Regions from separate parts of the Homo sapiens genome. Here region 2 is linked to region 1. The links are chromatin loops, found by intact Hi-C in ENCODE. Cell type or tissue: tibial artery. All regions are shown on one strand. Each heading gives the region's core, and the rest is flanking DNA. Links, peaks and the distances in the headings are about the cores only. Region 1 has its middle 14 kb from the start of LINC01180. Region 2 has its middle 25 kb from the start of FZD2.

Evidence for each region. Hi-C counts contacts between places; a loop is a spot of excess contacts. Peaks named below come from ENCODE experiments on the same cell type or tissue, not always from the same donor. Only the 100,000 strongest peaks of a DNase experiment are listed, where the experiment ranks them.
Region 2: a loop joins it to region 1, with 10 times the contacts of the local background. A loop is called at or near these places in 8 of 110 quality-filtered maps.

The regions. Positions count from the first base shown.
Region 1 is chr17:44,627,821-44,643,980 of GRCh38, reverse strand. No RefSeq gene overlaps it. Among named protein-coding and RNA genes, the nearest start is that of LINC01180, 14 kb to the left of the region's middle. RefSeq lists an enhancer at 15,127-15,286 and a silencer at 15,397-15,516. In tibial artery, for the core only: a CTCF peak has its summit at 7,232; no DNase peak of the experiment used is centred there; H3K27me3 peaks cover 237 bases.
Region 2 is chr17:44,574,180-44,590,339 of GRCh38, reverse strand. No RefSeq gene overlaps it. Among named protein-coding and RNA genes, the nearest start is that of FZD2, 25 kb to the right of the region's middle. RefSeq lists an enhancer at 2,482-3,047. In tibial artery, for the core only: no CTCF peak of the experiment used is centred there; a DNase peak (open chromatin) is centred at 2,808; H3K27ac peaks cover 3,740 bases.

The sequences.
Region 1 (16,160 bases), core at 3,039-11,038:
TTTGCTTTACAGTAGCAGAACTGAGTAGCTGTGATAAGGATGTGCAGCTTGAAAGTCTAAAATATTTACTATCTGGCCCTTTATGGCAAATGTGTGCTGATCCCCGTTCTAGACCATCAGCTTTCATATATTCCCTGGAAGAGGACCCTGCTTTTAACTTACTCCTATTTTTTTGTTCTCAATCTTTGCTTAGCTTTTAGGCCCAACTCCTTGATATGCCACTGCCCAAATCTCAGTGGTATTTTGGGGTTACAAGAGCTGACCTATGCATTCTTTAGACTACAAAGAAGTCAGCCAAAAATGTTCTTGCCTTCCTAGAGCTGCACAGGAACTGGTGGATCTAGCAAAAGAGAACAGAGAGATGTTCAATAGCTTCTTTCTCCAAAGGTAGGGACTTCCTTCTCAGAGGACAAGCAAATCCAGGATTGATACAACATCAGACTGAGAGGGGAGCCTATGATTTGGCTGGCCAGTTTCTTTTCACAGCTCAGTGATACCTCCTTTTTTTTTTTTTTTTTGGATACAGAGTCTCACACTGTTGCCCAGGCTGGAGTGCAGTTGCCTGATCTTGGCTCACTGCAACCTCTGGCTCCCAGGTTCAAGCGATTCTCATGCCTCAGCCTCCTGAGTAACTGGGATTACAGGCATGCACTGCCATACCCGGCTAACTTTTGTGTTTTTAGTAGAGATGGGGTTTCACTATGTTGGCCAGGCTGGTCTCAAACTCCTGGCCTCAAGTGATCTGCCTGCCTCGGCCTCCCAAAGTGCTGGGATTACAGAGATGTGAGCCACTATGCCCGGCCAGCAACGCCTCTTGAATTAAATCTTCTCTCTCTTCCTCTCTCCCTCTCTTTCTCGCTCTTGCTCTCGCTTATGCTCACTCTCAGTCAGTGTAGTTGGCTTCTGCATGGTCTGTTCCTGCCAGATATTTCGTGGAACTCACTATGACATTTTTTTCCACTCCAATGAAGCAGACATCTGGATCCTTTAGTGAGCTTCTTGATCCCAGTGTGCAACCAAAGCCTTGTTGGCTTAGTGAATCTTTATGTTCTCATGTTATAGGATTCCTAAGGAAGAGGAGTAAGGCTATGGTTTCAGAATGTTAATTGATAACGGTTCTTGGCAACAGTGCTCTTCCTGGCTTTTCCTCCATAACCTGTTTCTTCCACCCACAATAATAACATTTATTCTTAATAGATTAGTACCAGTCTGGAGTTCTCTGTCATTCCCCTCTCTTAGCGTGCGCGCGCACACACACACACACACACACACACACACACACACACACACACACACACATGTCCATTCCTTTTTTCCTTGCTCTACTGATTATATTTAGGGCTGTTTAACTCACTCACTCACTCCCTTCCTTCCTTCTTTCCTTCCTTCCTCTCTCCCTCTTTTCCCCTCCTTCCCTCCTTCCCTCCCTTCCTTCCTTCCTTCTTTCCTTCCTTCCTTCCTTTCCTTCTTTCTTTCAGACAGGGTCTCACTCTGTCACCCAGGCTACAGTGCACTGGCATGATCTTGGCTCACTGCAACCCTTGCCTCCTGGGCTCAAGTGATCCTCCCACCACCTCAACCTCCTGAGTAGTTGGGACCACAAGTATGCACCACCACACCTGGCTAATTTTTTATATTTTATGTAGAGACAGGGTTTCACCATGTTGCCCAGGCTGGTCTTGAACTCCTGGACGCAAGTGACCCACCGATCTCAGCCTCCCAAAGTGCCGGGATTACAGGTGTGAGCCACCACACCCGGCCAAGACTGTTTAATTTTCTAATATTAGTTTCTAAGTAAATTCCCTGACCATTATAATGATGTTATCCTGGTTATTGATGGAATATTAATGGTTAAAATGTAAACTGTCAAAGTTAGGGAGGGATCTTATATCTCTCTTCATTTAAGAACTCTTTCCTTTAGAGAATTGCCTTTAGATTTTATAGTAGAGTTGAATTTAGGCGTAGGGGTGGGGAAAGGCAAGAACCCTATAACATAGGAAAATCCTAAAAACACTTGAATTTCTCTATCTAGCTTATCCTACATTTTGGGCACCATGACGGAAATCTATTGAGGGCTTCTAGCTGATTCTAGAATTTATGTTTCCTGAAAGGATTGCCTCCTGAGAAAGAGATGTCAATAAGATCACAATTACTTTGTTTTCAATCCTTAGTCTGTAGTAAGGCCTCATAATCTTCTCATAATGTTGGAAAGTAAGCTGGGGGATCAGGGAGCCTAGTATTTTATTCCTACTCTTATCCAGATGATCTCCATATTTCTGGCCTTTACCTTCTCCGGGTCTCACTTTTCTTTCTTTCTTTCTTTCTTTTTTTTTTTTTTTTAATTTGAGAGGGTTCTTGTTCTGTCACCCAGGCTGGAGTACAGTGATATGATTATAGCTCACTGCAGCCTTAACTCCTGAGCTCAAGGGATCCTCCTGCTTCAGCCTCCCAATGTATTGGGATTACAGGCATGAGCCACTGCACTGGGCTTGGTCTCACTCTTCTCATCTGTAAATTAAAGGGTCTGATTAGTCAACTTTTAAAGTTCCTTCCAACTTCAAATTGTTCTGATTCTGCATCCCCATTGATAGCCTAGAGACAATAATCTCTATTATTCTCATTCGAAGATTGAGTAATGCTAATGAAATACCAAAAATAAAAACTTGTTGAATTCCTCAGAAGAGAGATAGATTATCGAACTCCCACTTATTCAGAATGAGCAAGAAATGAGATATTTCAATTAATTCCATGTGTTGGTTAATGGAAGTTGTTATATACTATATATGGTTAACAAATATTTAGATAATTAAATATTATCTAAATATTTAGGTATTTATTCTAAAATACACAATAGAATTACCATAACCATAATAAATTTTTTATTCAGTCTGTTACAGGGCCCTCACAACAGAATTCTGAACTCATAATCATTGTATGGCACTGCAGCTACAGATAAGATTGAGCTAAGTGAACAATATATAATTGTAGACTGGATGCAGTGGTTCACACCTGTAATCCCAGCACTTTGGGAGGCCGAGACGGGCAGATCACTTGAGGTTGGGAGTTCAAGACCAGCCTGGCCAACATGGTGAAACCTCAGTTCTACTAAAAATACAAAAATTAGCTGAGTGTGGTGGCACATGTCTATAATCCCAGCTACTGGGGAGGCTGAGGCACAAGAATCGCTTGAACCCAGGGGATGGAGGCTGCAGTGAACTGAGATCATGCCACTTGACTCCAGCCTGGGCAAGAGCATGAAATTCTGTATCCAAAAAAAAAATATATATATATATATAATATATTTATATATATTTTTGTATATATATAAATATATATAAATATAAAAATATAAATATATTTATATATATGCATACTTGTTTCTTGAAAGTTTTGTTTATTTGTAATTTTTCCTTCTTATAAAATTGGAATATATAAAAATTCAAGTTTTTTTTTCTTTTCTTTTTTGAGATGGAGTCTTGCTCTGTCATCCAGGCTGGAGTGCAGTGGCACGATCTCGGCTCCTGCAACCTCCACCTCCCAGGTTTAAGCCATTCTCCTGCCTCAGCCTCCCAAGTAGATGGGACTACAGGCACCTGCCACCATGCCTGGCTAATTTTCTTTGTATTTTTAGTAGAGATGGGGTTTCGCCATGTTGGCCAGGCTGGTTTCAAACTCCTAACCTCAGGTGATCCACCTGCCTCGGCTTCCCAAAGTGCTGGGATTATAGGCATCAGCCACTGTGCCCAGCCAGAAAAATTCAAGTTATTGGAAACATAGAATTACAAAATTTTAGATCTGGATGGGCCCTTGAGAATCATTTGTCCCAACTCTCAAATGTACAGATGAGAATCCTGAGGCTCAGAGAAGTCCAAATCACACAGCTAGTGGTGCCACGGATGGTTCTAGAATTCATGTTTCCTGCAAGGGTTGCCTCCTGGAGAAAGGGATGCTAATAAAGTCATGATTACTTTGTGCTTAATTCTCAGTCTGTAGTAAGGCTTCATAATCTTCTCATAATCTACTCATGTAATCACCATTATAATCATTTATAATTGAGATAATTTCCTAGTACTCAAAACAATGTTGCCATCTTTTGAAAATAATCCGTAAAATAAGGGGCAGAGGGGGATATAGTAAAATTGTTTTTTTTAAAGAGATAAAATGTAAGTTTTTGATACCAACATTTTAAAGCTTATATAGGCAGAGTGAGGTAGCTCATGCCTATAATCACAACACTTTGGGAGGCTGAGGTAAGAGGATCACTTGAGCCCAGGAGTTCAAGACCAGCCTGGGCAACATAGTGAGACCCTATCTCTACAAAAATTTAGCTGGGCATGGTGGCGTGTGTCTGTATTCCCAGATATTCTGGAGGCTGAGGTGGGAGGATTGCTTGAGCTTGCCTGGAGGTTGAGGCTGCAGTGCACCTCTATCACAACATTGCACTCCATCCTGGGTGACACAGTGAGACCCTGTCTCTTAAAAAAAAAAAGCAGCAAATATCTTATTTGTAATAATTTTCTTTTTTTATGCAGGTATTTTGGCATCATATATGTCAGACTCCCTAACTAAGTTAGGCATTTGCCCATAAATTTAGGAACAATTGTCCCGAGTTTCCTCCAATTTCTTTGGTAGGAAGGAGAATGTAAAATATATTAATGCTTTTTCTCACTCTCCTTTGCTCTTTCTCTTTTTTTATATAATAATTTTTCTTGGAGGTGGGAGGTTTTGAGACAGGGTCTCAATCTGTCACCCAGGCTGGAGTACAGGCACATTCTCAGCTCACTGCAGCCTCAACCTCTGGGGCCCAAGCCATCCTCCCACCTAAACCTCTCAAGTAACTGGGGCCACAGGTGTGTGCCACCACACCCAACTAATTTTTGTATATTTTGGAGAGACAGGGTCTTGCCATGTTGCCCAGACTGGTCTCAAACTCCTGGGCTCAAGCACTCCTCTTGCCTTGGCTTCTCAAAGTGCTGGGGTTACAGGTGTGAGCCATCATGCCCAGCCTCTCTCTTTATATATATAACTAGGGTTTTATACCTAGCACATTCGAAGACTTGAGGACAATAAAAGTGGCTCTTCAACATACAAATGCTGGGGACCTTTGAAATAAGACATAAGTTTGTGACTATACCCATAAAAATTTTGGAAATCAAACACATTTTAAAAATTGTGTTCTGTGCCAATCACCTTGTTTTGATCTGCCGCAATCATATTTTTTTTTGTCATTAACAACATGGCTAGCTTCAACCATCAGTTGAATAATTTTATCTAAATTAGTGGATCTCCCACTTCAGCCTACATCAGAATTACCTAGAGCAGGGGTCCCCAACCCCTGGGCCATGGACCAGTCTGGTGGAGGTCCATGGCCTGTTAGGAACTGGGCTGCCCAGCAGGAGGTGAGCAGCAGGCAAGCCAGTATTACTGTCTGAGCTCTGCCTCCTGTCAGATCAGTGGTGGCATTGGAATCTCATAGGAGTGCGAATCCTATTGTGAACTGTGCACGCGAGGGATCTAGGTTGGCACTCCTTGTGAGATCTAATGCCTGATGATCTGGAGTGAACAGTATCATCCCGAAACCATCCCCTGCTCACTGTCTGTGGAAAAACTGTCTTCCAGGAAACTGGTCCCTGGTGCCAAAAAGGTTGGGGACCATTACCCTAGAGCATTTGTTAGAAAACAGATTGGCCCAAATCCCAGAGTCTCAAATTCAATAGATCTCGGGTGGGGCCCCAGAATTTGTGTTTCTGAGGTGATATTGATGTTCCTGGCTAGGGGACTTTGAGAAGTTCTGTTTTAGCCAGGTGCCGTGGCTCATGCCTATAATCCCAGCACTTTGAGAGGCTTCTTGAATGGACTGCTTGAGTCCAGGAGTTCGAGACCAGCCTGGGCAACATAGCCAAACCTTATCTCTACAAAAGACACAACAATTAGCTGGGTGTGGTGGCCCGCGCCTGCAGTCCCAGCTACTGGGAGGCTGAGGCGGGAGCATTGCTTGAGCCCAGGATGTCGAGGCTGCAGTAAGCTGAGATGGTGCTACTGCACTTCAGCCTGGGGGACAAAGTGAGACCCTGTCTCAAAACAAATAAATAAATAAAAATAATGATCTCTTGAACTGAAAATCAAAGTAAGTTATTTGGTATTATGTAGAGTAGGCCAAGACACCAGTATCAAAATGTTTCACTTTTACATAGTGAGACCCCTTCTCTATCAAAATAAAAAGGTGAACTTTTTTTTTATAGGGATGAGGTCTCACCACTCTGTCACACAGGCTGCAGTGCAGTGTCACGATCATAGCTCATTGTAGCCTCGAATTCCTGGGCTCAAGCGATCCTCTCACCTCAGCCTCCTGTAGTTTCTACTTTTTAATGAGTTGTGTTAATATTTTATTGACATACCTATTTATTTTTGTCAATCGAGTGAATTCCACCAATTATGGAGCTGTTTTGGTGTTGTACAGATAAAACCTCCAAATAAACAGGTAGCTGGATGGGACTGGTCCATCCAGTCCCATCCAGCTATAGTTAGATGCAGTTTTGTCTGGTTATTTGTGTGGTTGTTGCACTGTTCTAATTTAAAAGAAAGGAGGACTCCCATCTGATTAGCCTGGTGGAAAGCTATATTCTGTATTGGTTAGAGCTCCTAAATGATCTCCAAAGGGAGTTAAGGGGATTGTGGTGATGTGGTTTGCAGGTCAGCCCACTAGCTATTAAGATCAAACCACGCCTGGAGAGTTTGACTGTTTCTGTTTACTCAGTACTCCCAGGCTCACACTCCTCCTGCCATCTTGGTTATTATTTTTGTTGTTTGAGCTTTCAATTTGGCTTTAGGAAAATGTCAAACATTTGGTGGGGGAGTTGCATGGGTCATGACTTTGACCAGTGCACTATTAGAAAACATTTTCAGGAATTTCTCATGCTGGGAGCAGTACTGAAAAACTAAAATTATATATATATAAATAAAATTATGAACGTATAAAAACTGTATATATATAGTTTTTTAACTTTAATTTCCACTTCTTTCTTAAGTATGGTTTTTACATTTTACAAAGAAAGCACTGCTGGTTGTAGAAAGGTTAAGTAATACACAATGGGTTAAAGAAAAAGAAAAAAATCTCCTAGAGATTGCACCATACTGTTAAAGAAAAGCCTTCAGTCACACACACACAGAGAAACACTGGGCACAATTTTAACTACCACATGGTAGTGGTAAATATCTCCATGAGATGGTGCTCAAAGATTAGTTTTAGTTTCCATCCTGACTATTGTGAAATTACAATCAAAATTTATGTAGGTGAGTTCATGCCCTTTAATGTTCATACACATCTTTGTGTGTGTTTTATTGTATTTAGGGTGATTATAAAATTTCGCCCCTTTGGGGCTTTTGGTCATTACATTGTTTCTTTGGAAAATGTTATAAAAGAGATGAGGAGGACATTGTAATGTGTACCCAATTTTCACCAGACAGTATTTTATGGAAATCTTTCCAAGTTAGAATATACATATATATGATATTTATAATCCTTTTAAAGTCTTTCCTTATTTGAATATTCTGTAATTTATCATTAATCTTCAGATTTAATTGATTTGATTGTAAAATTAATACATGCTTGCTGTAAAACATTTTAAGACAGTACACAAATGTACAAAGTAAAATTTAAGTTTCTTCCCCCATCTTCCCCACCCCCTTCCAGAAGTATTCAGTTAATAGTTTGGAATTATTCCTCCAGACCTTTTTTACCTTTGATACAAACAAAAGTAATATATAGTTGGATATTTATTTATTTATTTAATTTTTATTTTTATTTTTGAGACACAGTTTCGTTCTGTCACCAGGCTGGAGTGCAGTGGCACGATCTCGGCTCACTTCTGCCTCCTGGGTTCAAGCAATTCTCATGCCTCAGCCTCCTGAGTAGCTGGGATTACAGGCATGCACCACCACACGCTGCTAATTTTTGTATTTTTAGTAGAGATGGGGTTTCACCATGTTGGCCAGGATGGTCTCGATCTCCTGACCTCATGATCCGCCCCCCTCAGCCTCCCAAACTGCTGGGATTACAAGCATGAGCCACCATGCCTGGCGGATTTTTAAATTTTAATTTTTTTAAAACAAAAACAGAGTCATAGTATAATGTACTATGATTCTGCAACCTTTTTAACTAACAATAAATATATCATGGTACAAATATCGAGGTATATGGTTTTTTAAATTAATTATTTACCTTTTCTTCTTCTTTTTTTTTTTTTTGAGATTCTGTCACCCAGGATGGAGTACAGTGGCGCACTCATGGCTCACTGCAGCTTCCTTTAGCCTCAAGCTCCTGGGTTCAAGTGATTGTCCCACCTCCGTCTCCCAAATCACTGCGACTATGGGCATGCACCATCACACTTGGCTAATTTTTAAATTTTTCATAGAAATGAGGCCTCACTATGTTGCCCAGGCTGGTCTTGAATTCCTGGGCTCAAGTTAGCCTCCTGCCTCTGCCTCCCAAAGTACTGGGATTACAGGCATGAGCCACCGTGCTGGGCCAGGTGTTTTTTTTAAAATGACTACATCATATCACAGAATATGGAGCAATCCTCTATTGAGGGACACAGGGTTTTTTCCTTAGCTTTCACTTATTATTTTTGTTTACTTGTCTTATTAACTCTGAATGATAAAGTTATAATAGAGTTATAATAGTTGTAATAGTGGGATTTCTGGGTTGAAGGGTAAACTCATTTAAAATGTTGATACATGAGGCTGGGTGTGGTGGCTCATGTCTGTAATCCCAGCACTTTGGGAGGCCAAGGCGGGCAGATCACCTGAGGTCAAGAGTTCGAGACCAACCTGGCCAACATGGTGAAACCCCGTCACTACTAAAAATTCAAAAATTAGCTGGACATGGTGGCAAGCACCTGTAGTCCCAGCTACTCGGGAGGCTGAGGTGGGTGAATTGCTGGAACCCAGGAGGCAGAGGTTGCAGTGAGCCAAGATCGCGCCACTGCACTCCAGCCTGGGCGACAAAGCTAGACTCAGTCTCAAAAAACAAACAAAAAAATGTTGATTCATGAGACAAAATTGCCCTCTAGGAAAGTTATACAATTTTATACCTTCACTAGAAGGTCAGAGAGGGTTGTTTCTTTATCAATCTGTTAAGCAATAGAAACATAGGCCAGGTGTGGTGGCTGACTCCTGTGATCCCAGCACTTTGGGAGGCTGAGGCAGGCAGATCATCTGGAGTCAGGAGTTCAAGACCAGCCTGGCCAATGTGGCGAAACCCTGCTTTACTAAAAATACAGAAATTAGCTGGGTGTGGTGGCATATGCCTGTAATTCCAGCTACTCAGGAGGCTGAGGCAGGAGAATTGTTTGAACCCAGGAGGCAGAGGCTGCAGTGAGCTGAGATGGCGCCATTGCACTCCGACTGGGTGATGGAGTGAGACTCTGCCTCAAAAAAAAAGCAATAGAAACAATATCATTGTTAGTTTTATTTGTATCGTTTTTCTGGATTACTAATGAGGTTAAACATATTTTCATATGTCTATTGACCACTCAGAATTCCTTTCTAAATTATCCATTCTTATTTTCTTTTCATTTTCTTTCTTTTTGCTTTTTTTCTTTTTTGAGACAGTCTTCCTCTGTCGCCCAGGCTGGAGTACAGTGGCAATGGCGCGATCTCAGCTCACTGCAGCCTCCACCTCCCAGACTCAAGCCATCCTCCCACTTCAACCTCCTGAGTAGCTAGGAGCACAAGCACATGCTACCACACCTGGCTAGTTTTTGTATTTTTTTGTAGAGACAGGGTCTCACCACGTTGCCCAGGCTTGTCTCAAACTCCTGGGCTCAAGCAATCCAATCGACCGAGCCTCCCAAAGTGCAGGGATTACCATGCCTGGCCTCCCTGCTGATTTTAACGGTCTTCGTTAGCATATACTAAATCCCCATATAAAAAAAAAATAAAAAGAAACAAACAAAAAAATCCCCATATATATTTAAATCTGCCTCTGGACTCCATTCTTTCCTTTCCTATTTCTGTACCAATCTCATATTGCTTTAATTTGCATAGGTTAAAAAAATTTCTAATATCTGGTAGGGGTACTCCTTTAAAAATTGTTTGTTTGTTTGAGACAGGCTCTCACTCTGTCACCCAAGCTGGAGTGCAGTGGCGTGATTTCGGCTCACCGCAACCTCCATCTCCCAGGTTCAAGCGATTCTTCTGCCTCAGCCTCCCGAGTAACGGGGATTACAGACGCACGTCACCACGCCCAGCTAACTTTTCTATTTTTTGGTAGAGACAGTGTTTCGCCATGTTGGCCAGGCTGGTCTCGAACTCCTGACCTCAAGTGATCTGCCCACTTTGGCCTCCCAAAGGGCTGGGATTACAGGCGTAAGCCACTGTGCCAAGCCAAATAGCTTTTTTAAAATTTTATTTTTACTTCTTTTTTTTTGAGACCAAGTCTCTTTCTGTCGCCTAGGCAGGAGTGTAGTGGCGCCATCTCAGCTCACTGCAACCTGTGCCTCCTGGGTTCAAGCTATTCTCCTGTCTCAGCCTTCAAAGTAGCTGGGACTACAGGCATGCGCCACCACACCCAACTAATTTCTATATTTTTAGTAGAGACAGGGTTTCGCCATGTTGGCCAGGCTGGTCTCAAATTCTTGGCCTCATGTGATCCGCCCACCTCAGCCTCCCAAAGTGATGGGATTACAGGTGTGAGCCACCACACCTGGCCTATTTCTAAATTTCTATGAATTTTTAAATTGAGGTGAAATTGTAGCATAAAGTTAACCATTTTAAAGTGAACAATTCAGTGATATTTAGCACATTCACAATGTCATGTAACCATCACCTCCATCTAGTTCCAAAACATTTCATCGCCCCAAAACAAAACTCTATATTCATTAGGCAGTTTTTCCCATTTCACCCTCTCCACACATTTTTAACACATAAAAAATAAACTTGTTATAAAATCCCAAGCTTCAGGTTTACCAGGTATTAAGGAAGCTTAAAAATCAAGTCCCAGTTCAGAATCATACAGGTTTTCCAGATTTAGATCGTCCTCCGGCAGGGTGTCTGCATCCTCCAAGCATGATTCTACATCCCCAGTAGCCCAAGACTCAATTTGGATTCTGAAAATTTGCTGCTAAATTGCTTTGTGATTCTTCTCAAGTGTCTATGACTTCTGTTGTCTCTTGAACAACCTTGTTTTTGTTGTTGTTAATGTTTTTTGTTTGTTTTTGAGACAGGGTATCTCTCTGTCACCCAGGCTGGAGTGCAATGGTGCAATCGAGGCTCACTGCAGCCTCCACCTCCCGGGCTCAATCAATCCTCCTGCCTTAACCTCCCAAGCAGCTGGGACTACAGGTGCATGCCACCATGCCTAGCTAATTTTTTATTTTTATTTTTAGTAGAGATGAGGTCTCACTATGTTGCCCAGGCTGGTCTCAAACTCCTGGACTCAAGCAATCCTTCTGCCTCAGCCTCCCAAAGTGCTGGGATTACAGGTGTGAGACACTGTGTCTAGCCTTGAACAATCTTGCAAACCCTCTACTTTTTTTTCTTTTCCCCTGCCCACCCATCCATAGCATCTGGCACTGGCTTTGTACCATCACATGCCCATCAAATTATTGTTGATTGATTTCTTTCAAAATTTCCATATTAGACCCTCATCAGCGTGTCAGGAGACTGTCTGGGGCATGATTTAAGTGGGAGTTGAATTAAGAAATTTCAACACACTGTATCTTACTTTCAGATAATATGACACTACTGGTTGCCATTTATTTAAGTGCCTATTAATTGTCATACCCTACAAATGGTTTTATTTAATTCTTATAACAATCTCATGCAGCGGAAGCTTACTGATGATATTCACAGAGGTTAAGTGACTTGCCTAAAGTCCCTGGGCTTAATTGTCAGAGCCAAGCTTTGAACCCAGTTTTGTCTGACTACACAGCACTTTCTAACATGCTATATTGCCTCCATATACTTTCTCCATCAAAGCCCACCCATCATGTTATCCAGGTTTGTTTTTACTTCATTGTCATAGTCATGTTTGCCTAGAGGGAGCATCCAAGCCCTCCTGCTGAGGTATATGATGGAGATACTCAAGAAGCACCACAGAATCATTGCTTCTCTCACAGGTGACCTTACTTCCTGCCCTGGCCAAGCTATCAAGGATCAAGTTAATTCCTCGCTTTACTATGTTCTAGATAGTAAACCACGTTGGGCTGGCACGGTGGCTCATGCCTGTAATCCCAGCACTTTGAGAGGCCACGTAGGGAGCATCCCTTGAGTCCAGGAGTTCAAGACCAGCTTGGGCAACATAGGGAGACCCTGTCTCTACAAAAAATAACAAAAAATTAGCTGGGCGTTAGGCATGCATCTGTGGTCCTAGCTACTCGAGAGGCTGAGGTGGGAGGATCACTTAAGCCCAGTTACTTGAGCCAGGGAAGTCGAGGCTGCAGTGAGCTGGGATTGCCCCACTGCAGTCTGGCCTAGGCAACAGAGGAGACCCCGTCACCAAAAAAAAAAAAAAAAAAAAAAAAAAGTGTGCCGGATGGAGTCCCATACTGTCTGGCCCACGTGTTATAACTGTCACCTTAGCTAGAGCTGGAGCAAGAATATGGAATTGAATCCAGGCTCAGCCTCCACTGTAAGGATGGGAGACATTATTTTCCTAAGGAAGAGAATCCCAGTGAGTGCCTGGGAGCTCCATCTCTTCCCAATCTGCCCATACTTGGCCTCTTCCTATTTCCTGTCTTCTAAAAATGTATGAAATTCAGGGATGTTAGAGAGTGCTATTTGGAGAAATTAAGTTTAAATGAATCAGAAACACATGGATTGGCTTTCCCTCAGAAGAGACTCACATTTTAAAACGGAAAGGAAAATATATGGGACGAAGACCAGATGGGATTTTAAGTATGGAAGAAGGGTTGGATTGTTTCAGCAAATCCTAATCAGTTGGGCACACCCAGCTCTAGCTCCCCTTCACAGCTGCAAAGACAGGTCACCTCTGGGATGGTATGGTCCTGGATGTGTGTTCTCAGAGGACAGAGGCCCTGGATGTGGAATTAGAGGGCATGAGTTCATGATGAAGCAATGTCACTTAGCAGCTCTTATGGCCTTGCCACTGGACATTTGGCCCTTGTAGGGCGTGGTGGCTCACGCTTGTAATTCAGCACTTTGTGGGGATGAAGTGGTCAGATTGCTTGAGCTCAGGAGTTTGAGACCAGCCTAGGCAACATGGCGAGCCCCCTTCTTTACAAAAAATACAAAAATTAACGGGGTGTGGTGGTGTGCACCTGCAGTCCCAGCTACTCACTCAGGAGGCTGAGGTGGGAGGATGGCTTGAGCCTGGGGGGCAGAGGTTGCAGTGAGCTGAGATCGCACCACTGCACTCCAGCCTGGGCAACATAACAAGACCCTGTCTCAAAAAAAATTTTTTTTTCTTATCTGCTTTAAAAAAGGGGGAGGAATTTATAACATCTTTACTACCTACTTGTATGGCTTTTGTGACATCATGGTTCCAGTTTGCCAAAAACTATTAAACCATTATTGTAATTTAGCTGCATAATAAAGACTTTGAGGAGGGTAATAAGTGATGAAAATGACCACATTAGGGCAAATAGGTTGACAATTTATAAAATGGCTTTAAGACTTTTCCTTCAAGGGGATGTTAGTGTAAGCACTAACATCAGTAACTGGTTTTTGTTAGGTGATCCTTATCAGCCCAGCCTCCTAGGTCACAGTCATTCAGTCAATAGCGTCACTTTTAGATGACTTGCATGCAGGAACCCAGCCCCTGGTGCTACATATGAGTATGTTTGGGAGTGGGGTAGTGGTGGGGATATGGAGCACTGGGACGATGAGCAAGAAAACTAAATGCTAGAAGGATGCTTAGAAATAATTATGTCCAGTTTCCTCCTTCTCCAAGATTAGAAAACTGTTAGCTAGGCACCGTGGCTCATGCCTGTAACCCCAGTGCTTTGGGAAGCTGAGAGGGGAGGATGGCTTGAGGTCAGGAGTTTGAGACCAGCCTGGGCAACATGGAGAAAGCCCTGTCTCTACCAAAACAACTTTTTTAAAAAATTTTTTTTGGACAGGGTCTCACTCCATTGCCCAGGATGAAATGCACTGGCCTGACCACTGCTCACTGCAGCCTGGACTTCCTGAGCTCAGGTGTTCTCCCACCTCAGCCTCCTGAGTAGCTGAGACTACAGACGTGTGCCATGGCCGGCTAATTTTTTCTGTATTTTTTGTAGCGATGGGGTTTCACCATGTTGCCCAGGCTGGCCTCTAACTCCTAACCTCAAGTGATCCTCCTGTCATGGCCTCCCAAAGTGCTAGTGAAATGGGAAGAGTTCCCTTGTCCCCCTTGCAGGGCATACGATAGGGGTGTGGCTCGCTTCTTCAGTGCCCCGCTGCTCAAACTTCTAGGGGAGACATACAGACAGGCAGGCTGTGGGGCTCCGGCCCTACCGCAGTGTCTAAGAGTGAATGCTTACAGCTCCTGGCGCCCCAGTGGGCGCGTGTTACAGGGTGCTCTTTCAGCTTTGCTGTCGATAAGTGGCTTGTCTTACCAGCTCAATTAGACTTCTTCCTTGGCGCAGAGACCGAGAACAGAGGGCTTTCTGTATCCCGGGGTTCTTCCCTTGGTGTACCAGAATCGGATCACATGTGGGCTTGGAGTATGAGTGCAAGGTTTTATTGAGTGGAAGTCGCTCTCAGAATATGGGACAGCCAGAAGGTAAATGGTTGTCGCCTAGGAATCAGGCCGCTCGGTGGCCCGCGCTCTCCTCTGACTGCCTCAGCCAAACTCTGTGTTGCTCTGCCTGATCAGTGGCCTGCCAGCATGCCGGTGCCTATCAGTGCGTTCCTCTCAACGCCTAGCCAATGTGTGTGCCTCCGCTGACGTGCTCCTCCTCAACATCCAGCGGCTTGGCTTGGCTTTCCTTGGGGGGGGTAGATCTCGGGTTTTTATAGGCACAGGATGGGGGCGTGGCAGGACAGGGTGGACTTGGGAAACGCAACATTTGGGCAGGAAAACAAAAATGCCTGTCCTCACCTAGGTCCGTGGGGGTGGAGCCCTAGCCAAGGACTACGCCCTCCTGTACCCAGCACTTCCGTTACCCCTTTCTGTATCATTTAAAGGCACCACACACTTCCCTTCCTAGCACTTACGTATCAGTTTCAACAGAAGAGAATGATTTCCTGGGTTCTCAGTTTTTCTCCCTGACTCGGGGTACCAGCCCAGTGTCTAAAGGCTCTTCGGGGTGGCGGTGGGCCGTGTTTTTCTTTCTCTCTCTCCTCTGATTGGGACAGAAATGTCTTACTCGCCTGAGTGAGCAGGGCACACAAGCAGGCGGGCTCTCTCTCCGGCCGGCTTTGAAGCCGACTAATTAGGGCTTGGGCTGTCACAGCTGGCTTCCCCTGCGCCTCCCCTGACCCTGCCCCTGCCGCTGCCCCTGCCTCCCAGCCTGAGAGCTCCTCCCCTGCTGCCTTGTCTTCCACGGCCGACTGGTGGCTCTGCCAAGCCATCCGGCAAGGCCCTGGGATCTGAGGCCTGGAAGGGCCAAGGCAAAAGCAACCGAGAAGGGACAAGATGAGGCGTGGGACATGGAGCGAGCCCACAGACCACGGGGTTTCTAGAGGACTGCCTCTTTCTGGAACCCCTCATTCATAAGGAAGCCTGGAAGAGAGCCGCCTGGGCTAGGGACTGAGCCGTGGGCCCTTTATTTGAAAGCCAAAGCTTTCCGAAGGCTCCAGCCTCTCAGCCTGGCCCTTATAATTAGCCCCAATCAAAGTGTTTATGTCAGGGCCTACTGCGGAACTCAGGGCCCCATGATTTCATTCCAAACCTGGGGGGAGGAGAGGGGAGTGAGAGGGACTTGTGTTGGTACAAAGAAAACAGAGGGATGGGTAAGAAAGTTGGTGAGTGAAGAGGAGGCCGTCCTGGAGCAGGGAGGACAATCAGCCTCCGTTTGGCCATCAGCACAGGGGTCAGGAATCCACCTAGAGGAGCTGGTGCCCCAGCATCCTGACCTGGGCCCGGCCTGCCTGCCTTCTGGGCAGGCTCTGTGGGTGGGTGGGCTTGTGCCAATCGGAAATGGCTCGGATATAATTAACCCAACTAATCACCAGCCTCAGCCCTGTGGGAGGGGAGGGCACAGCCCATAGCCACG
Region 2 (16,160 bases), core at 2,699-10,698, 53 kb after region 1:
TATACAAACACATGCACACACTAGACACAATACACAAACACACATGAACACACTAGACACAATACATACAAACACACATGCACACACTAGACACAATACACACACATGCACACACTAGACACAATACACAAACACACATGAACACACTAGACACAATACATACAAACGCACATGCACACACTAGACACAATACACACATGAACACACTAGATACAATACACACAAACACACATGCACACACTAGACACAATACACTATTTCCAATACAAGTATCTGCACACACACACAGATACACATATAGCTAATAAAAAACCCCAACCAAGCAGTGTGCACTCACACACACGAACTTACAGGAGGCCTGACGACTGTATTTCAAACTTCACCTCCCAACCCAAGTCCAAAATCTGTCTCCAATTATCTGGCCCGTGTTGAGAGCAACAGGAAATCCAGAGCTGCCTCTGTCTTCTGCGGGAGATGGCGGGATTTCAGTCATCTCTCCATCGTAGAAAAACAAAAGCCTTCTGGCCTTGCCTCCCTCTCCCTGCCTCTAAGTCAGCTGGGGCTAGGAGGGTGTGGGTGGGAGGGGTAGGCAGGATAGGGGAAGAGAGGTGTCAAACCAAGCCTAGGAACAGCATGAGGAGCCTGGGAAGCCTGAGTCCTGAGCATGAGTCTTTCCGCCTTCCCTCAGAACACTGAACAGGGCACTTGTGTGGGTCAAGGATGGGGCAGACAGTGGGGACTTGGAGACTCAGTAATGACTCTAGACACCAGCCTCATAAGTGACCAAGCAGCATAGCAGAATAACCACTAGACTTACGTTCAGAAGACCTGGGCTTGGCCCCAAATCAGTGAGCCAGCTGCCAGTGATTTCATTTCTTAGAACCTCACTTAGAAAATGGGGGTGATCATAGCCACCCGCCCTACAGGGTGGTTGTGAGTGGTAAGTGACTTGTGCTTGTGTAGCTGGGAAAAATGACCACACCAACGTCATTATTAGCTATGAGATGGTGTCCCAGCCTGTGTGCAAGTGGCCGCTCTCCCCTCAAAGGAGGTAGTTCTCATTGCTTCTCCAGATGCCCTTGGCTAATCCCAAAGAAGAGAAAATACTGCTTCAAGAAACCTGGGTGAGTGGCCAGGTGCAGGGGCTCATGCCTGTAATCCCAGCACCTTGAGAGGCTAAGGCAGAAGAATTGCTTGAGACCAGCAGTTCAAGGCCAGCCTGGACAACATAACAAGACCCTGTCTCTACACTTTTTTTTTTTTAAATAAAGGATCCTGGGACTTCCGTTATTCAGAATGGTTCAAAACTTGCTTCTGGACAGTCATGCCACAATGCTGATTATTCTCTGTAGCACCGGCATTTTGAAGGATTTGCAATTGTGACCATATTGCTCTGTCAGTCTTCCATTGCTTTAGTCTAAGTTCCTCCACCAGACTGGGGGTTCCCAGAGACCAAACTGTCTCCCCCGCACATTACAGTCAGGTCCTTGCATCCTCCAAGAATGCAAGGAGACCAGAACTGTCTAACGTGCTAGAATTTAGAGGGTAATAATTCAGCAGCCCCTCCCTGTGCCTTCAGAGTGGGACATTCTTATTTGCATTTCAGACTTCTACCGACACCCAAAATATAGGGAATCCAAAGAAGAAAAAGGAGTAAGACGGAAAAGGAAAACTCTTCCCCCTCCCCACCCACCCTTCTTGTATTGTGAAAGATTTGATGGGCTGATATGGTTGATGGGAAACAGGAGAATGCTGGGTGCCGTGGCTGATGCCTGTAATCCCAGTATTTTGGGAGGCCGAGGTGGGAGGATTGCTTGAACCCAGGAGTTCAAGACCAGCCTGGGCAACATGGCGAGACCCCATCTCTACAAAATTGAAAAAATAATTAGCTAGGCATCGTGGCGTGTACCTGTGGTTCTAGCTACTTGAGAGGCTGAGGTGGGAAGATCGCTTGAGCCTAGGAGGTCAAGGCTACAGTGAGCTGTCTTCACACCACTCCACTCCAGCCTGGGCAATAGGGCAAGACCGTGTCTCAAAATATGAATAAAAATAAAGTCTGGGCGCGGCGGCTCACGCCTGTAATCTCAGCACTTTGAGAGGCCGAGGCAGGTGTTCGTGACTAGCCTGAGGTCAGGAGTTTGTGACTAGCCTGGCCAACATTGGCAAAACCCGGTCTCTACTAAAAATACAAAAAATCAGCCAGGCTTGATGGCAGATACCTGTAATCCCAGCTACTTGGGAGGCTGAGGCAGGAGAACTGCTTGAACCCGAGAGGCAAAGGTTGAAGTGAGCCAAGATTGCACCATTGTACTCCAGACAGAGTGAGACTCTGTCTCAATAAATAAATAATATATAATAAAATAAAATAAAAACAGTAGAATGATGGAGAGAAACCTGAGAGGGAAGGAGGAGAGGGGAATGAGGAGAGAGTGATGTGAGTGCCTCAAGGTCGAGGAACAGCCTTCAGCAAAGGAAGAAAATAACCCCAGAGCTTGGGTTTGGGTCCCCACCGTGGGTCAGCAGAGGACAGGGTCCTGGACAGGGTCAGGAGCTCCGATGGCTCCTGCTTCTCTCTTGGAAAGCACAAACGGGGCAAGTTTTTTTCTCCCTGCAGGCTCCCAACACATAACCTTTTAACATGTGGGATTTTCCATGTGGGGTGAAGGGGAGGAAACAGTCCAGCTCTGGAATTAAGAGGCCCCCGCTCTGCCTGCCCAACCTGGAGCTCAGAGGGTTGCATGATCTGAGTGGCCCTCCTGGGAAGGCCAAGCAGAGAGGTTGAGCTTTCCAGACTGCAGAGAGTGAGTCACAGTCTAACAATGTTATCTGTCAAGTGCTGCAGCTCCCTGGCTGGTCATGCCCATGGCCTCTCTCAGCCTGGATTCTCATTGGGTGTCCTCAATCTCACAAATGTGGAGGTCACACTGGTGCCTTTCTGTGCACTCCCCACCGGCCCCAGATCCAGTTATTTTTTTCAGCATAGGCAATCTCATGGGGAACCCAGCTAAAGCGATGGGTCAGAGGTGCAAAATGCTGGAAATATGGGGCAACTTTTAAGCCCAGAACTCTTAGGGAGTTAAGAATCAGGGCTGGGTGCAGTGGCTCACGCCTGTAATCCCAGCACTTTGGGAGGCTGAGGTGGGCGGAACACGAGGTCAAGAGATCGAGACCATCCTGGCTAACATGGTGAAACCCCACCTCTACTAAAAATACAAAAATTAGCTGGGTGTGGTGGCAGGCGCCTGTAGTTCCAGCTACTCAGGAGGCTGAGGCAGGAGAATCGCTTGAACCAGGGAGGTGGAGGTTGCAGTAAGCCGAGATTGGACAACTACACTCCAGCCTGGCGACAGAGTGAGACTCTGTCTCAAAAAAAAAAAAAAAAAAAAAAAAGAATCAGGGCAGGAAGACACCAAAGGAAAAGGAACCAAGGAGGTCTGTGTGGCAAAGAAGGCTGGATTGGTATGGCATTCAACACAAGAGGCTAAAGGCCGGGCACAGTGGCTCACACCTGTAATCTCAGCACTTTGGGAGGCCGAGGTGAGCAGATCACGAGGTCAAGAGATCAAGATCGTCCTGGCCAACGTGATGAAACGCGGTCTCTACTAAAAATACAAAAATTAGCTGGGCATGGTGGTGTGCGTCTGTAGTCCCAGCTACTTGGGAAGTCGAGGCAGGAGAATGGCGTGAACCCGGGAGGCGGAGGTTGCAGTGAGCCGAGATCGCAGCACTGCACTCCAGCCTGGCGACAGAGCGAGACTTCGTCTCAAATATATATATATAATTTGTGGCCAGGCAGGGTGGCTCATGCCTGTAATCCCAGCACTTTGGGAGGCCGAGGCAGGAGGATCACCTGAGGTCAGGAGTTTGAGACCAGCCTGGCCAACATGGTAAAACCCCCTCTCTAGTAAAAATACAAAAAAGTTAGCCAGGCGGGGTGGTGCGTGCCAGTAGCCCCAGCTACTTCGGAGGCTGAGGCAGGAGAATCGCTTGAACCCAGGAGGCGGAGGTTGCAGTAACCAAGATAGTGCTGCTGCACTCCAGCCTGGGAGACAGAGCAAGGCTCTGTCTAAAAATAATAATAATAATTTGCACAACACTCTCACATACATTTTCTCTTTTGATGCTCAGAAAAGCCCATGTAGAAGGTAAAGAAAATATAACTATTTTCTATTTTTAGGCTGAGGGGGATTAAGGACCTTGGTCAAGGGCATCTGCTATGGAACGAATGGTGGAGTAAGAACTAGGACTCAGGTATTCTAACTCCAAGGTCCCACTCTTTGCTCTGCAGAAGGTGCCAGAAGCAAGCCCTGGAGAAGGGCCAGGTTGTCTTCCTCCAGCCTCGCCAGTGCATACATCACCACCTAATACCACACAGGTCATTAGCAGAGAGGTGACCATGCCTATCTGCACACGCAAGAGACCAGGGCCACAGAAGAGATGGCTTTTGATTTCTCCCTTTTCTGGCGCATTCATTCCAAGAACTCAAAGTGAACAAATGTTCCGGCCAGACACGTAACCATGGTACCTACCTCAGGAAAAGAGCAAACGGGACAGTTTCATCCCAAGCCTAGAACACAGGTCCCCATTGATCTCTGTGGTGTTTGTGTCGGCTGGGGGATGGGACATAGGGTGGGGTTCAGGGCTGACCTCATCTCCTGACTTTAGAGGGGAGGCTGTGAGTTAAAAGGAGAGCCCTCATAGGGAAGGACTTGAAGGGGTGGCAGCAGCGGTTGCAGTGACAGGTTCCAAACTCTTCCCATTTCTCATACTCAAAGCAGAAAGAGGAGGTGGCAGCAGGGGAGGAGTCTCCAATTTCAGAGTGACTCAGATCAGACGATTGGCTGATACTGATCAGCGGTAGACAGTGCATAGATGACAGACACCTGTTTGGCTCTCCAGCGCTCACTGGGGTGGGGCAGGAACGAGGATGCAAGATAGAGGGGACTTGAGACATGAGAGGTGGAGAAACGAAGCCTGAGTGGGAGCCAGGCCAGGAAAGATCATCCCCTGAGACGTGGGATGAGCAGGCAGCTGTGGGCCAGTTACCTTTGAGAAAGACCCTGAAGGATATGGGAAATTTATATATATATATATATATATATATATATATATATATATATAATTTTTATTTTTTAGACAGAGTCTTGCTCTGTCTCCCAGGCTGAAGTGCAGTGGGGAAATCTCGGCTGACTATAACCTCCGCCTCCTGGGTTCAAGCGATTCTCCTGCCTCAGCCTCCTGAGTAGCTGGGATTATAGGCTTCCACCACCATGCCCGGCTAATTTTTGTATTTTTAGTAGAGACAGGGTTTCACCATGTTGGCCAGGCTGGTCTTGAACTCCTGACCTCAAAGTGATCCATCTGCCTCAGCCTCCCACAGTGCTGGGATTATAGGCGTGAGCCACCATGCCCGGCCTATATTTTTCTTAAAAAGAAAAACCTCATTATTCTTACTTTCTAAACAAAGCATGGCTGGGAAAAGAGAGAGAGAGGAGGGCATCCGCCATGGCAGAGGAGCAGGGGTACATGTTCTGGGCAGAGAAAGGACGACTGGGGCGAAGGCGCAGGGTGGGAACGTGGGCACACGGGGAAACACTGAGTCAGTCTGGAGCGTGAGGTAGTGGAAAAAGGGACTGGGAATGTAGACCAGAGCCATATCACGGAGGCCCTTAAATTCCAAGCTAAGGAATTTGCACTTCATTTAGTAGGCCACGGGGAACCTCTACAAGTGACTGGATTAAAAGCGCGCTTTAGGAGGAAAATTTCAGGCTGTGGATGAACTGCAGGTCTCATTACATTAGTTAAGCTGCCAAAGAAAGATGTGGGCTCCTTCAGGTTGCCGTTCTTGGGAACTGGAACCGGGAAGAGAGTCATTCAAAGTTCCCAGGTGTTGATTCTGCCCTTATTCTGAGGAGGCCTCAATAAGGTGTGAGCCTCAGGTTGATCACAGGTTTATGAAGCAGGCAGGTGAGCAAGCAGTTACTCTGCCTGGTGGGCCAGGACTCCCTCCTGTCAAGGTGAAGTGCTCTGCACTGCAAAGAAACCTGCAAAGGTTTCCCACACAGAAGGGAACAGGAACCCTAGCTTTTTCTTGGTCTTACTTTAATCTAAAAGCGCTGCTAGCAAACACATTTTATGTTTAGCTGGCACCTAATCTGAGGAAGTTTCAACCTGCCAGTCATGAAGCAAACAACATCCGCTGAACACAGCCAAGTGTCCAGCTACCTGCTCTTTGTCCACCATCCTGACACCACAGAGGGGTTAGGATGAGAAGACCGAAGCACTGAGTGGCCCACTGGACTGAGTGACTCTGGGAAGCCCTTGGACTCAGGGGTAACTCTGACCACAAGACAAATGTGCCTGGGCCAGGTGCAGTGGCTCACACCCATAATCCCAACACCTTGGGAGGCCAAGGTAGGAGGATGGCTTGAGCCCAGGAGGTCGAGGTTGCATGAGCTATGATTGTGGCACTGCATTCCAACCTAGGTGAGAGAGTGAGACCCTGTCTCTAGAAAAACAAACAAACAAACAAACAAAAAAAACCTGTGCCCCATCCCTCAGCTTTGCTTAATTGGGTTGCAGAAATTATTATTGAGAAACAAAGAAAAGGTAAAAACAAGAACAAACAGACAAAAACAAAAAACAAAAAAAAACACATTCTCCTCACTCCTAACCCTCTACAAGAGGTCAAGTGAGGTCACCCCTCCTTGACTTGCTGAGGATGGCCAAGCCATGAAAATGGCTTCCTAACGGATGCAACAAGGCAAGACAGTACAGGGCAGGCAGGAAATGACACAGTGAGTTGGACCAGGGACAGATGGAGGAGTTTACCCCAACACAGTGCCTGGAGGTACCTGCTAATTATTTATGCATTGTATTAATGAATCTCAGAAATCAGGAAGCACTTATTATAAGAGAAATGCAATCAAATCTGCAGTGAGGGCTGGGTGCAGTGGCTCACGCCTGTAATCCCAGCACTTTGGGAGGCTGAGGCGGGCGGATCATGAGGTCAGGAGATCGAGACCATCCTGGCTAACACTGTGAAACCCCGTCTCTACTAAAAATACCAAAAAAATTAGCCAGGCGTGGTGGTGGGTGCCTGTAGTCCCAGCTACCAGGAGGCTAAGGCAGGAGAATGGCATGAACCCGGGAGGCGGAGCTTGCAGTGAGCCAACATCGCGCCACTGCACTCCAGCCTGGGCGACAGAGCAAGACTCTGTCTCAGAAAACAAACAAACAAACAAACAAAAAACAACTGCAGTGAGAAACCATCTTTTACCTATAGGATAGGCAAAGATCAGAAAGCTTGATAAAATTCTGAGTTGGTGAGGGTGTAGGAAACAGACTTGTGTGCCCCCCGATTGCAGCTGTAAATGGGTAGCTTCTGTGCAAGGTGATTTAGCAGTATTGATCAACATTACAAATGCATGCCATTTCAGGTAAGCAGGTTCACTTCTGGGGATCTATCCTGCAGAAATGCACACGTGCAAAGCGATTTAGGGAGAAATGTATTTATTGCAGCTTTGCTTGTAACTGTACAGGATTAGAAAATAGAGGGCTGGTAAAATTGATTATAGTTAACCTATTCAATTAAATATTATGAATTATGATATGGATTAATCTGCAAGATAAATTACTTTGAAAAAGCTAGGGGAAGAATAGTGTGTATAGTACGATATCATTTGTGTGAGGCATAAAAAATAATATGTGCATGTTTGTATGCTAACATTGACGTGGAAAACAATATATACTTGCTTATATAAGCATAAACTGTCTCTAGAATGAAACACTACAAAACTTCCTCAGCTTGCTCCAGGAAGGGGAACTGCACAGCTGGGAGGCAGGTACATTGCATATTCATTTGTACCTTTTAAATTTTATACTACGTACAAGCGGTACTTGCTAAAAAAACATCTGCAGTGGCTCACACCTGTAATCTCAGCACTTTGGGAGGCTGAGGCAGGCAGATTGCTTGAGCTCAGGAGTTTGAGCCCATCCTGGGCAACCTGGCGAGACCCCACCTCTACAAAAAGTAAAAAATTAGCCCAGCATGGTGGCACATACCTGTCTGTAGTCTCAGCTACTTGGGAGGCTGAGGTGGGAGGATCACCTGAGCCGAGGAGTTTGAGGATGCAGCGAGCTGTGATCGCACCACTGCATTCCAGCCTGGGCGACGTAGCGAGACCCTGTCTAATAATAATAATAATAATCAGCAGCAGCAAGTGCCATGGAGATTCCTCCAACAGGGTGCCCGCCTGGCAGTGCCTGTGTGTTCATCTACAGCACCCCCTGCTGCTGTTTGTGAGCATGCGCTGTGCAGGGCTCGGGGGGAGGTGACAGGGTGGGGGATTTTTTTTTAAGACAGAATTTCACTCTTGTTGCCCAAGCTGGAGTGCAATGGCTTGATCTCGGCTCACTGCAAACTTGGCCACCTGGGTTCAAGTGATTCTCCTGCCTCAGTCTCCCGAGTAGCTGGAATTACAGATATGAGCCACCATGCCCGGCTAATTTTGTATTTTCAGTAGAGACGGGGTTTCTCCATGTTGCTCAGGCTGGTCTTGAACTTCTGACCTCAGGTGATCCGCCCACCTCGGCCTCCCAAAGTGCTGGGATTACAGGCGTGAGCCACCGCGCCTGGCCAGGGTGGTGGATTCTTTCAGGGAACACTGCATCCTCTTTAAAGAAACGCAGAGAGAAAAAAACAGTGTATGATGCTGGAGCTGCAAGAGCCTTGGAAAGGACAGGATGAGCTGGGTGCCCTGGTGTGCACCTGTAGTCCCAGCGCTTTGGAGGATAGAGGCAGAAGGACTGCTTGAGCCCAGGAGTTCGAGGCTGCAGTTAGCTATGATCGACACTGCACTCCAGCCTGAGCGACTGAGTGAGACACTGTCTCAAAAAAGGAAAAGAAAAATGAAAGGACAGAAAGTATTGTTTGGCGTCTGAGATCCCAGGCATAGCAGAAGGGGCAGTGGGAACGGATGGTCCTGGATTTGAGTACTGAATCTGTCTTTGTCAGCTGTGAGCCCTTGGACACATGACCCTTCTAATAAGTCTCAGTTCTTGCCCCATAAATTGGGCTAATAATGCCTTCCCTTAGGGTTGTTGTGAAGATCAAATAGGGCACAGAATGTGAACAGTGCTTTAGAATTAGAAAAGTGCTATAAAAATGCTAGGGGATTATTTTTAACTAGCCCCCCTCATTTTATGAGGTAATAAGAGGAAGTATAGGGCAGTGGTTAAGACAGGGACTCTGGAGCCCAGAACTGCCAGAATTTGAAACCCAGCTTCACTGCCGTCAGGGGTGATCCAGGGTGAATTACTTAATTTGGAGACCTCTGTTTTTCACCTGTGAAATAGGGTTAATAATAACATTTTCATAGGGTTGTTGTGAGGATTAAGTGAATAAATATATATAAAGCACTTGGCATCGTGTGTGGCACACAGTAGATGCTGTGTAAGCATCTGCTATGACTGACTTTTCATCATACATGCAATGCTAATGTACCTTACGTACCTTACATAGGGACTTGATAGGTGTTAACAAGCAGTACCATTTTACATGTGAGGAAATTCAGGCCAGGAGAGGGGACATAACTTGCCCAAACGCCCACCCCAAAGAACTCTAGGCACCTCCTAGACTTAAGTGCTGTAGTTTAGAGGGCATTCCCAGGTAGGGGTGTTATTTCTTAATTGAGCTCAGGAGTTCGAGTCCATCCTAGGCAACATGGAGAGACCCCATCTCTACAAAAAGTAAAAAATTACCCTGGCTTGGTGGCACATGACTGTCTGTAGTCCCAGCTACTTGGGAGGCTGAGGCAGGAGGATCGCTTGAGCCCAGGAGTTTGAGGATGCAGTGAGCTGTGATCGCACCACTGCATTCCAGCCTGGGCGACAGAGCAAGACTCCCTCTCATCATCATCATCATCATCATCATCATCATCATAAGCAGCAGAAGCAGATAATGCTATGGAGATTCCTCCAACAGGGCACAACCTGAATTAACAACTTGAATTAAAGCAGGGATAGATGGAGAACAGAGGAAGGGGGACCATGAGGAAGAGAAGCTTTGGAAGAAAGAGAGGACGGGGTTTGTGGGGAGACAGATGGGTATCCTGCTTCAGGCTCTATGAGAACTTAGCAAACAGATGTGGCACTAATAGGAAACTGAATTAGAATAACAGGAAATGAGAATTAGGGTTGCAGGACCCTGGAAGAACTTTAGGGTACAGAATCAAGGATAGGAGATTTTCAGCTAAGCTCTTGTGGGGGGTGCAGAGGTGGGTAAGAATTGAGAACACGATGAAAATTATTCATCTGCCCTATGAATAACTATTCCCCCAAAAAGGCAACATGGTATAATGGAAAGAGCACTAACAAGTATTTATTGAGTATCTACTATGTACCAGGCTATAAACCAGAGAGTTAAAAGGCTACTGTTTGTTAACTGGGTGCCCTTAAGCAAATGACTAAATCGCTGAAGCTCCGTTTTCACAACAGGCATAGCAATACTTACCTGGCAGGATTATCATAAAAAATGAAGTTAGGTGATAATTAACATGGAGGCCAAGCACAGTGCCTGGCATCCCGTTGGCACTCACACACATTAGATGCATCTAAGTTGAATATCTCTACGTAGGGCACTGAGCCAGGTACTAGGAGGAATACGAGAAGCTGTGAGATGGGAAGCCTCTTGCCAAAGGTGTTTGGGATCTAGTTAAAGAAACAGGACAGACGCATGAAAGATTTAAACAAACAGAAAACAGTTACCATAGTACATTCCACAAACTGGAAATGAGAAGCTAAAGAGTTTGAGGCGTGGGCATTCATCAGGGGCTGGGCTGAAGGGGGCTCCGGGGCTCCCTGAAGACATGACCTTGAGGGACCTACTGAGGTTGAGAAGAATGAGGTGCAGGGCAGGCAGAGGAGTAGAGGAAATGTGCTGGCCCTGAAAGCAGTGAGCAGGAACAAGGGTTTACTGAACGCTTTGGTCAGTTACCTGCCAGGGGCTTTCCAGGACCTATTCCTACTGGATCCTCACAGCAACTTGTGAGACACTTATCTCTATCCCCATTTCATAAGTGAGAAATGTTGAGAATCAGAGAGGCTAAATAACTCACTAAAAGTTTGGGAGACTGAGGCAAGACAATTCCTTGAGGCCAGGAATTTGAGGCCAGACTGGGCAACACAGCAAGACCCCATCTCTAAAAATAAATAAATAGCTAGTGTGGTGGCGAGCACCTGTAGTCCTAGCTACTCAGGTGGCTGAGGCGTTCAAGGTTACACTGAACTATGAGCTCACTACTACACTCCAGCCTGGGTGACCGGGAAAGACTCTGTCTCTTAAAAATAAAGCAAAACAAGGCTGGGCACGGTGGCTCACACCTGTAATCCCAGCACTTTGGGAAGCTGAGGTGGCCAGATCACCTGAGGCCAAGAGTTCAAGACCAGCCTGGCCAACATGGTGAAACCCCGTTTCTACTAAAAATACAAAAATTAGCCGGGCGTGGTAGCGCATGACTGTAATCTCAGCTACTCGGGAGGCTGAGGCACAAGAATCACTTGAACCCAGCAGGCAGTGCTTGCAGTGAGCTGAGATGGCACCACTGCTCTCCAGCCTGGGCGACAGAGCGAGACTCCATCTCAAAAAAAAAAAGGGGGGGGGGTACAAAACAAAACTGGATTTGCGAAAGCCATAAGGAAGAAACTAAAGATCCTGTGAAGTATTACTAAAGCAAGACAGGTGCTGAGGCTGGGTGCGGTGGCTCACATCTGTAATCCCAGCACTTTGGGAGGCCGAAGTGGGTGGATCACCTGAGGTTAGGAGATCAAGACTATCCTGGCCAACATGGTGAAACTCCATCTGGTGCTGAGATGGGGCTAGAGAGGTAACACAGTCTGCCATTCAGACTCTCATACACCAAAATTAAGAACTTTGGATTTGATCCTAAATACAATGGGAAACTACCGAACAGTTAAAGCAGGGGATCCAACTGATGTTGGGGAAAGAGCATTCTGGGCTGTTGTGTGGAACAGGATTGAAGTGGCCAAGAGCAGAGAGAGAACCAAATTCCAGTTATCTCAGAAGATTGGTGGTGGCTTGGACTGGGGTGGCAGTGGAGACAGACAGAAGTACATGAAAGTCTATTTTAGGAATAGAAGTGTGAGATGTGGCTGAATTGGGTATGAGGAGAGTTAAGAGTGTTTGAAGACAACGCTGACTCTGAGATCAGGAAATGCCACTTCTGAGATTGAAAAGATTGAAGGAGGAAGCAATTTGAGGCAGGAGGGAGTAGATCAGGGGCTTAGTTCATGTGGCAAAGAGAAGACTGTAATGTAAATTTACCCTGAGAATACTCAACCCTGCTAGAAAAGATAAGTGTGTAGTTTGGAAAACATGGGTGAAACATTTTAAGATGTTTCAACAAAATGTTTTTTAGACATAGGCAGAACGGTGTGTTAAATAGTTAGCAAGTAGAGCATCTGTGTGTTAAACATAGAAAGGACCAAGAGATGCCTAACATTCATGAGGCACCTGGGTACTAAACAGCCATGCTATACTAAATGCACAAAAGGTACTAAAGATTCCTAATATCCTAAACATGCGTAAGACATACAAAGCACTAAATACACCAAAGGCACTAATATTCAGGAGACACCAAATATGTATGAGCACTCAATATTCATGAGATTTTGTTTTGTTTTTTTTGAGATGGAGTTTCGCTCTTTTTGTCCAGGCTGGAGTGCAATGGCACGATCTCGGCTCACCGCAACCTCCGCCTCCTGGGTTCAAGCGATTCTCCTGCCTCAGCCTCCTGAGTACAGGCATGTGCCACCACCCTGGCTAATTTTGTATTTTTAGTAGAGACGGGGTTTCTCCATTTTGGTCAGGCTGGTCTTGAACTCCCGACCTCAGGTGATCCACCCACCTCGGCCTCCCAAAGTGCTGGGATTACAGGTGTGAGCCACCGTGCCCGGATGTGTGTGTGTGTGTTTTTTTTTTTTTAGATGGAGTTTCACTGTCACCCAGGCTGGGGTACGGTGGCACAATGGCACGATTTTGGCTCACTGCAACCTCCGCCTACCAGGTTCAAGCGATTCCCCTGCCTCAGCCTCTGGAGTAGCTGGGATTACAGGTGACTGCCACCACACCCAGCTAATTTTTTTGTATTTTTAGTAGAGACGGGGTTTTGCCGTATTAGCCAGAATGGTCTCGATCTCCTGACCTCGTGATCCGCCTGCCTCAGCTTCCCAAAGTGCTGGGATTACAGGCATGAGCCACCATGCCTGGCCTGTTTTTGTTTTTATTTTTGTTTTGAGACAGTCTTTTTCTGTCGCTCAGGCTAGAGTGTAGTGGCGCAATCATGACTCACTGCAACCTCTGCCTCCCAGGCTTAAGTGATCCTCCCACTTCAGCCTCCCAAGTAGCTGTGACTACAGGCACGCGCCACCAGGCCCAGCTAATTTTTGTATTTTTAGTAGAGGTGGGGTTTCGCCATGTTGCCCAAGCTGGTCTCAAACTCTTGGGCTCAAGCAATCTGCCTGCTCCGCCTCCCAAAGTGCTGGGATTACAGGTATGAGCCACCGCACCTGGCCCGTGAGGTTTTTTAAAAAATAAGTTTGATTTTAATTGACACATAATAATTGTACATATTTATGGGGTACAGTGTGATGTTTTGATACATATACACATTGTGTAACCATCAAATCAGGGTAATTAGCATATCCATCACCTCTCATAAGGTTTTTTTTTTTTTTTTTTGAGGCAGGGTCTGGCTCTGTTTCCCAAGCTGAAGTGCAGTGGTGTGATCTCAGCTCACTGCAACCTCTGCCTTCCAGGCCATCCTCCCACCTCAGCCTCCTGAGTAACTAGGATTACAGGCATGCACCATCACTCTTGGCTAAATTTTTTTTGTATTTTTAGTAGAGATGGGGTTTTGCTGTGTTGTCCATGCTGGTCTCGTGAACTCAAAGCAATCTGCCTGCCTTGGCCTCCCAAAGTGCTGGAATTACAGGTGTGAGCCACAGCGCCTGGCCCCTCTCATGAGGTTTTTTTTTTTTTTTTAATTTCCAACTTCTGAGTTTAGGGGTATGTATGCAGGATGTGCAGGTTTGTTACATAGGTAAACGTGTGCCATGGTGGTTTGCTGTGCAGATCATCCCTTCACCTAGGTATTAAGCACAGCATCCCTGAGCTATTCTTCCTGATGCTCTCCCTCCTCCCACACGAGGTTTTAATTCAATCTATTGGTGACATTTATTCTGGCCCATGTGCCCTCTGCTCAAGATATACAAATATAATCGTGGCTGCTCATCAAACTAATTAGCAAGCTACAGCTACGCCCCTGCAAACTTGACTTCCTCTGTCTGAAAAAGCAAGTGTGTCATTGGACCAGGACATCTATCTGTGGGTACCCCTGCTTAAATGTCAACGCTGGCCCTTGTAACATCCTCATCAGGGAAGGAGATGCAATAGAAAAAGATACAAAACAGATGAACCTGTGCACCCTAGATTCAGGTAGTATGGTCCTTCCACCTAGCTTGCACCCTACCCTAACTTGGTTAAATAGCCCCATCCCTTTTCCCTTGCATCTTGCTCTGTGTTTTAAGTTGATTTAATAAACCATGTGATTCGAGCATTTTAGCTTTGTCTAGGAGCCTTTCTGTTGTGTGACCTCAGAGATAGCTCTGTGGTCATGAACTTGGAGGCTACTATTGCAGCAAGATAATTTCCCACATGACAGAAGTCATGGGTGTATTTTTTTTTTTTTTTTGGCAAGTGAGGTAGCATGTTTAAAGTGGTGTTTTGGCAAGATTATGTGGCAGCTGTGTGTGGCATGGATTGAAGCAGAGAAGGCTGAAGGCAGAACTAAGACGAGTGCTGGCTAGAATCTCTGAGATCCTAAACCAGTGTAGGAGCACTAGAAATAAAAGAATGGGGTGTATTTTAAGAGACATTTTTAAAGGAAACATCAGTAGGATTTGGTGATTTACTGGAACTAAGAAAGAGCAAATGGGCCGGGCGCAGTGGCTCACGCCTGTAATCCTAACACTTGCAAGGCAGGCGGATCATTTGAAGTCAGGAGTTCAAGACCAGCCTGGCCAACATGGTGAAACCCTGTCTCTGCTAAAAATACAAAAATTAGCTGGGTGTGGTGGTACACACCTGTAGTCCCAGCTACTCGGGAAGCCGAGGCAGGAGAATCTCTTGAACCTGGGAGACAGAGGTTGCAGTGAGCCAAGATCATACCACTGCACTCCTGCCTGGGTGACAGAGCAAGACTCCATCTCAAAAAAAAAAAAAAAAAAAAAAAAAAAAAAAAAAAGAAAGAAAGAAAAAAAAAGGAAAGAAAGAACATATGAGTAGAATCAAAGACCATCTAAAGTTTCAAATGCAGATGGCTGAGGGAGTGACAGAACCACTGAATGTAACAGGTGGCCTAAATCTGTTAAGTTTTAGATTCGTTGGTTGTAGCTGCCCATGGGGTGATCCAACTGGAGATAACCTGATTACATCCAACAACGGCCTTGGCATTGATTAATCCTTCTCTCCTTTCCCTCTATTTAGTTTCCAAGTGATATTGCTCTTTTTCATGAAAATACCTTGTTTCTGTCTCTTGCTTTCTCTTATCTGTTCACTGCTGTCTCTCCAGTTCAGGTTCTTGTCCTTACGTTCCAGATTATTATAATAACCTCCTAACTGGTGCCTGCTCACAGACATCATTGAAACATTCTGGTCTTGGTGGGAGCAGTTTGAGTAATTGCTTCAAATGGACAAAATGGCTTGTTACACCTTTCCTCCTTCGATGCCATGTGGATGGCTACAGGAAATAATCATCCTGGTTCCATTCTCTTCCCATGCAAAGTGCTGGGTCCAGGGGAGTTGAGAGGATTTAGCAGCTTTGTTGCATTCAAGACAATTGGTCTGAAATTCTATTGATGATTGGCTGTTGTGGAGGGAATTGAGGCTATGAAAGATAGGCCATGTCCTGCAGCCACAGCCCAGTAAGGACACCAAGTGACTCTTAAAGAGTGACAAATGAAGGCAGGGTACATGGTGAATGGTTATCTCACCCTCTTTTTCTTTTTTTTTTTTTGAGATGGAGTCTCGCTCTGTTGCCCAGGCTGGAGTGCAATGACATGATCTCAGCTCACTGCAATCT